2 separate regions of the Homo sapiens genome follow, and region 2 is linked to region 1. A link is a contact called in ENCODE Hi-C or POLR2A ChIA-PET data. All regions are on one chromosome and are shown on one strand. The core of a region is the stretch at or near the end of the contact, and the rest is flanking DNA. Distances in the headings are between cores, read along the strand shown.

What was found. A loop is a pair of places that touch in the nucleus more often than their neighbours do. ChIA-PET counts read pairs that join two places held with the same protein, here RNA polymerase II (POLR2A). Pooled maps may share reads with other maps.
Region 2: a pooled map shows a loop between it and region 1 (2.0-fold over the local background). The contact joins the promoter of BCO2 here to the enhancer-like site in region 1. A Hi-C loop is called at or near these places in 2 of 50 pooled maps. POLR2A ChIA-PET finds 5 or more read pairs at or near these places in 2 of 52 experiments (A673 and activated T-cell).

What each region holds. Positions count from the first base shown.
Region 1 is chr11:112,049,492-112,053,373 of GRCh38, reverse strand. It overlaps DLAT (dihydrolipoamide S-acetyltransferase), which reads right to left. Exons shown (of 14, transcript NM_001931.5): 11 at 2,025-2,140. It also overlaps a transcript of PIH1D2 not described here. Among named protein-coding and RNA genes, the nearest start is that of PIH1D2, 23 kb to the left of the region's middle. Within about 2 kb of position 2,498, at least 4 of the 41 ENCODE cell types and tissues checked have a DNase peak (open chromatin) inside an H3K27ac peak, as active enhancers do; they include A673, where a contact is called at or near this core.
Region 2 is chr11:112,174,118-112,177,569 of GRCh38, reverse strand. BCO2 (beta-carotene oxygenase 2) reads right to left here and starts at 2,058. Exons shown (of 12, transcript NM_031938.7): 1 at 1,881-2,058. The coding sequence starts at 1,968.

The sequences.
Region 1 (3,882 bases), core at 1,249-3,748:
TGGAGCAGTATTCTAACCTAAATTTAATATTTATTAGGAAAATATTTTTTTGAGACAGAGTTTTGCTCTTATCACCCAGGCTGGACTGCAATGGCACAATCTCAGTTCACTGCAACCTCCACCTCCTGGGTTCAAGCAATTCTCCTGCCTCAGCTTCCCAAGTAGCTGAGATTACAGGCATGCACCACCACGCTCAGCTAATTTTTGTATTTTTAGTAGAGATGGGGTTTCACCATGTTGGCCAGGCTGGTCTCGAACTCCTGACCTCAAGTGATCCACCTGCCTCGGCCTCTCAAAGTGCTGAGATTACAGGTGTGAGCCCGGCCCTAAAATATTAATAAATATTAGTAAGTGTGGTATAATATATACTTGGTCTTTGTCCCCATGTTGCCAGTTCCTGTCATAGAGCCCCTAGAACCGGAATTTCCTGAGTGATAGGAGTATGTTTTGTTATTTATAATGAGCCCTTATATAATAAGCTCCATGACGGATACTTAGGGTGGGATCCCTAAGTAACCTCGGGATGGCGCCAGTCACTGGAAGGGTCAAAATGACTAGAGGATTAGAGAGTTGGAACTTTTAGCTCTACCCACTGACCTAAGGGAAAGGGGAGGGAGATGTAGGCTGGAGATCCTGGAGATCAAACTCTACAAAGACTTTTTTCTTCCTTTCCTTTTTCTCCCCAGCCCCCTCTATTAAGACCCTTCAACAAGATTTAATGAGCTTCCAGTTGCTGAACTGTGGAAGTGCTGGAAGGGTGGTATGCCCAGAAAGGACATGGAAGCTCTGCACCACCCCACCTCAAACCTCGCCCTAGCCATCTCTTCATCTGGTGTTCATCCATATCCTTTGTAATATCCTTTATAATAAACATAAAGTGTTTCCCCAAGTTCTGTGAATTGTCCTAGCAAGTTAATCAAACCCAAGGAAGAGGTCACAGCAACAAGTTTGTAGCCAGTCAGTTACAAGTATGAGTGGCCTACACTTTTGACTGGCATCTGAAGTGAGGGCAGTCTTGTAGGACTGAGCCCTCAATCTTTGGGATCTGACACTATCTACAGGTAGACAGCACCAGAATTGAATTGAATTGAATTAGAGGAAATCACTGCAGAATTAATTGTTTGGTTGGTGTGTGGGGAAACCCTCCCCACCCCTGCCTCTACTCATCTGGTCACAGAAGCGGTGCTGTGACTGTGTGACAGCAAAGTACAAAGGAAAAAAGTTTGTTTTTTTCCTTTCAGAATAAGAATAACATAGAAGCATCTACACAGCAAGAAACGAATAGGCTTAGGAGTCAGAATCTTGGTTCTAATCACAGTCCTAACACTAATTTATTAACTCAGGGCAAGTTACTTAACTCACGGAGTCTGTTTCTTTATCTAGAAATGGAAGTGAAAGCACTTAAATCATAAGATAGTCATGAGAATTGAATGAGATAAAAGAGACACACTGAGTACCATACTACTCTATACCATTGTATTATTAACAATTACTGTTCTAATTTTGCCCGTAAAGTTCAGGAGAATGAAAATCATCTGTTTAACCCTGCTTTGTGACAGTCATTATCAACTTAATTACACATATTTGTTCACTAATCTCCCTTTGCTGAACTCATACAAAGAATCTATAGCCTTTACTAGCTAAATCCAGCAATATCGCAGGCTGGACACTGTGGCTCACACCTGAAATCCCAGAACTTTGGGAGGCCGAGGCTGTAGAATTGCTTGAGCCCAAGAGTTCAAGACCAGCCTGGACAACAGAGCAAGACCCTATCTCTTTAAAAAATAAATCAACAACAACAACAAAAACAAAAACAAAAACAAGGTTGAAAATTGGGGCCAGTAAGAAAAAAAAGTAAAAAGCAGTAACTCATAAACATTTTTGTGTTGTTTTCAAGTTGTTTGACCTATGTAAGTCATCTGCCTCTCTGTATTCCATTTCTCCTTATCCCCTCAACTCCACTCACACATTAAATAATACAAGAAAACTACCGATGGATATATATCTTCCCCAGTTATACTTACTGTCTTATAACTGTGTCCATCCAAGAAGAATTTGCTTCGGGAACTTTTAAACATGCCAAAGCTGAAGCTTTTATGATGAAGTCATTGACAGAAATTTTGCTTCTCCCTTCTAATATCTGGAAAGACAAGAAGAACTGTAGTTTCTTCTTTTTTAATTTTAATTTTAATTTTAAGTTTCAGGGTGCATGTGCAGAATGTCCAGGTTTATTATATAGGTAAACATGTGCCATGGTGGTTTGCTGCACCTGTCAACCCATCACCCAGGTATTAGGCCTCACATGCATCAGCTATTTTTCCTAATGCTTTCCCTCCCCGGACAACTGTAGTTTCTAAATTCTCTCACCAAAGAGTAAAACTGTATAATCGTGAGAAAAGGAGGAAGAGAAAGAGAATATACAAATATCCTGAGGTGGAAAGAAAGAAATGAAACCAAACATTGGTTCTTTCATCTTTTTAAATGCGGACTCTTACAGCTGTTTCCTGCTAAGCACTGCTTTAGCATAATCCCATAAGTTACAGTATGTTATGTCATCATTTTCATTCATCTCAACAATAACAAAATTTGGTTCTTTGAAAAGATCAATCAAATGACAACCACAATGATAAATGTTTAGTTAGACTGACCAAGAAGAGGAGAGAAGACTAGAATTTCTAAAATTAGGAGTGAAATAGGGGACATTACTATCTACCTTACAGAAGTAAAAAGAATTATAGGGAATACTATGAACAACCATACAGACACAAGCTACCAAAACTGAACCAAGGAGAAACAAAAACTCTGAATAGACCTATAACTAACAAAGAGATTGAACTGGTAATTTAAAAACTACCCATGTAGAAAAGCTTAGACCCAAATGGCTTCGTCAGTATTCTACCAAATATTAAAGAAGAATTAATATCAATTCCTCACAAATTCTTTCAAAGAAAAATCAAAGAAGAGCAAGAAACACTTCCCCACACATTCTGTAAGGCCGGGATTAGCCTGATACCAAAACCAAAGACGACATTAGAAGAAAAAAAAAAAAAAGTACACACTAATATCTTATGAATATAGATGTAAAAATCTTCAACAAAACGCTAGCAAATAAAATCCAGCAATATATAAAAAGGATCATTCACCATGATCAAATCTGATTTATCCCAAGAATGCAAATTTCCATTAACATCTGAAAATCCATTAATGTAATAATGTCCTAACAGAATACAGGACAAAAAACACATAATCATCTCAACAGACACAGAAAGAGCATTTGATAAAATTCAATACCCCTTTTCATGATCAAAACACTCTTACTAACTGGGAACAGGAGGGAACTTGCTCAACCTGATCTATGGAAACCTCACAACTATTTAATGACCAAAGACTTATTCTCCCAAAGATCGAGAACAAGACAAGATGTTCACTTCTGCTACACCTATTCAACATTGCCTAGAGGCGCCAGCCAGAGCAATTAGGCAAGAAAGGAAATAAAAGGCATACAGGTCAAAATGAAAAAAGTAAAATTATCTCTATTTGCAGATAACATTATCTTGTTTACAGAAAAACCTAAGAAATACACTAAAAAACTGTAAGAACTAATAAATGACTTCAGCAAGTTTGCAGGATACAAGGTCAATATAGATCCCATTTCAGCAGGTATATGAAAAAAAAGATCAATATAGAAAAATGAATTGTTATCTCAATTGATTGCTCAGAGTCCATTATAAATCTAACTTCTTTTCTACTCTTCCGCCCTTCTCACTAGTATACCTGACTAGTCTTAAAAAAAAAAAAAAATCAATCATACCTTTATATAGTAGCAATGAACAATCTGAAAATGAAATCTAGAAAACAATTCCACTTAGAGTAGTATCAAAA
Region 2 (3,452 bases), core at 809-3,308, 120 kb before region 1:
GTAATATCTCCTTTATTTTATTCAGTTGACGAAGTACTTGGTACTGCTGAGAATAAAAAGCATTAGAATCCTGAAATAAAAGAACTGACTGCCTAGTAAACAGATCACTGACACTGTGTTTTATTTCAGCATTGTTTCTCAGAGTCTGGTATGAGGACTACTTGCAACAGAAATACCTGGTGTTACTGCTAAAATGCAGTTTCCTGGACTCCATTCTGGTCCTAATAAATCAGAATCTCTGGGGAAGGACAAGCAGGTATTCTTAAGCATACTAAAATCTGGGAACTACAGTATCAGAAGTACAAAGAGGATGCTTTGAAAAGATAGAGAAGGAAACTCTCAGGTATTTATGTTACTCTACTTTTATTAACATTATGCACCATTTATCTTATTCTCAGATTAAAATAAATTCCCTAAGGTCAGGTATGTAATTTTACTCATCTTACTTTTTTAAGTAAATTGAATGGCCTGATTGGGCATTTGTCTAAGTAGAGATACACAAATTTAAAGCATTTTACATTGTAGAAAATATTTACATGTCTATATGTTGTATACTCTATTGCATGCTACTGGTAATCTGCTACATGCTCTTCAAAGTTTCCATAGAATTTGACATTAACACTTTCTTAAACTCCTTTCTATTCGTAGCTTCTGAGACATTGTCCTATTCTAACTTTCCTGCTGCCCTATAACTACTCTCTGCATTCTGCTAGTTTTATTACTTATTAGCTGACAACCTTGGGCAAGTTACTTAATGTCTCTGAGCCTCAGGTTTTTCCATGATAAAATGGAAATAAAAGGAGGTTAATACTTCCTGTTTATGTCTGTTGTCATAATCAAATATAAAGATAGTGGATGCTTTCCAAATGTTAATTCCCTTTATGGGCTCCTTATCCCCCTTACCACTTCATGAATGTTCCTAAGGTCCTACCTTGGATCTTTAATCTCAGCACTCTCCCTTGGCAATCTCATCTAGTCTCTTAATTTCATCAATTACTTCTTGCAGGTGACTTTCAACATGTCAAAATAGAATGTTTAATTCCCCCCCCCCCGCCAATCAATTTTCTTCATCTAGGATATTTCCCAACTCCTTCAGATGAAATTTACTCACCTAACTCATCCTTCAAGATCCAGTTGCCATGTCATTTGCTTTATAAACACAGCATTCCCCTTACCTACAGCAAGAACTGATTCTCCTTAGTCTGAACTCACAGCATCTGTTTATAGCTCTCATATGGACCTTATCTTATCTGTCTTGTATGATAAATGATACTACCAGTACTCCTTGAGTACAGGGTCTGGTGTTTGTCTCCTCTCTCCTTCCAGTACGTAATACATTCCCTTGCATACTGCAAACATTAAATTACTACATTAAGTAATTTTAAAATTTATAGTGCATATTAGTATGATTTCTGAAAGCTCTAGATCAGCCAATTTCTATACATAAAATCATGTAACAATGGTAACTATAATAGAAGGCTATAAAACATAAATGAGTTTTAAGGCAGTCCCCGCAAAATGCAAATAGAGAAACCAAACAATTACATTAGAACGTGTGGCAGTGATTTTTCAATTTAGAAAAGCCTAAATATTGAATATTCTTCTTATTGCAAATCCCAAAGAATACCAAGTCCCTGAATCCTGCCTTAAATATTGCATAAAATATACAAATGTGAAGGCTGTTTCCCTGACCATGAGGAAACAATCCTAACTCAGCCTTCTTTAACTTCCAGGACTCTGCGGAATTGCTATCTCATCTGAGCCACACAGGACACAAAGCTTCAGAAGCTCCCAGCAACCTTCAGGAAAGAGGCACAGAATTCTAAGCGCAGACTGGCAAGAAGAGGAGGATGAGGAAGAGAAAGGGGCAAACCCTCTACCTGGGAGCCGGTGCACCATCACAGGAAGGAAATCCACTGCAGTGGCAGAATGACTCCTGATAAAATGGAGAAAGACTCGAAAAAACATTTTTGTATTGAGCAGATCCAGTGATTTCCAAATCCTCTCACACTGGCAGTTTTGAGTACTACTAAACAGTGAACACGCACAGAACTGCCTGGACTGTCCCTCCCTCACTGACAGGTCAAAGAGAGGACGCAGCTTAAGGGGCGGGGCTTATTTCCATGACAACCGTCCAAACACCCTAGCTATAATACGCAGCTGTTTGAAATATTAAAATTAGACCACCAATAGTGGTCTCCCCCGCCCTAAACTTTTCTTTTTCAAACCTGTTCTCACACTACAGTTAAGTCCGTTTATCCTGATGCACAGCATCAATTTTTTTATGCCACTCCTCTTCTGGAAGATTCCGACACAGAATAAAGTCCGAATTTAGACTGCCACTAGAGGACGCTACAATCTGGCAACAATTTACCTTTCATCCTTTTTCTCTGCCTTTAAATCACTTCATCCTTCCTTTTCTTTTCTATTCATTAATTTTACAGAACATTTTCTGACAATCTAGCATGAGTGAAAGTATGCCCTTAAAATGTATATGACTTTATTAACATTTTTAGCACCAATGTAGCAAATACTGTGCTACAAAGTAAGAATACCAAGAAACAAGATTGTCCCTGCTCTCCAGTTTAGACCATACACTATTCCCCTTCATGAATTATCATCCCAGCAAAGTGACTAACATACCATGATACGTTTGTTCTTCTGTGCCACTGAAGAAACTTTTCCCCTGCCTGAAATATCCCCTTTCCTTTTCAAAAATCCAATTTAAAATCTACCTCTCTGACTCCCTTACCAAAAGGTCTTCTAGTAACTCCCACAGCACTGCCACAGAGTTGCTTTTAACATTAACATATCATGTTTTCCTAGCAAAATTGTATTTCAAGAAAGAAGTGGTTAAAATTGTCAGAAGGGAGTGTCTTAATACATATAGCAGAGTACGAAGATAGTTCGGTATATATTTTGATTAGTAATCAATGAAAAATAACTTATAAATTTGTGATATTTTATTGAAATAGTAAAGAGTAACATTAGAAGTGTAAATTAAAGGGCAATAGTATTCCTGCAATAGCATTTCTCCAGTTGTGAGATAATAATAATTATTATTATTTTCTGAGACAGAGTCTCACTCTGTCACCCAGGCTGGAGTAGAGTGGCACAATCTCGGTTCACTGCAACCTCTGTGTCCCGGGTTCAAGTGATTCTCCTATCTCAGCCTCCTGAGTAGCTGGGACTACAGGTGTACGCCACCATACCCAGCTACTTTTTTTAATTTTTATTAGAGACAGGGTTTTGCCACGTTGGCCAGGCTGGTCTCGAACTCTTGACCTCAAGTGATCTGCCTGCCTCAGCCTTTCAAACTGCTGGGATTACAGGTGTGAGCCACCATGCCTGGCCAAGATAATTACTCTTGTCTACGTGGATGGTACCAAAGCCATCCAAATTTGATTTAAAAAATAAGCCTTCGACACCCAAGAATGATCAATAAAAAAATA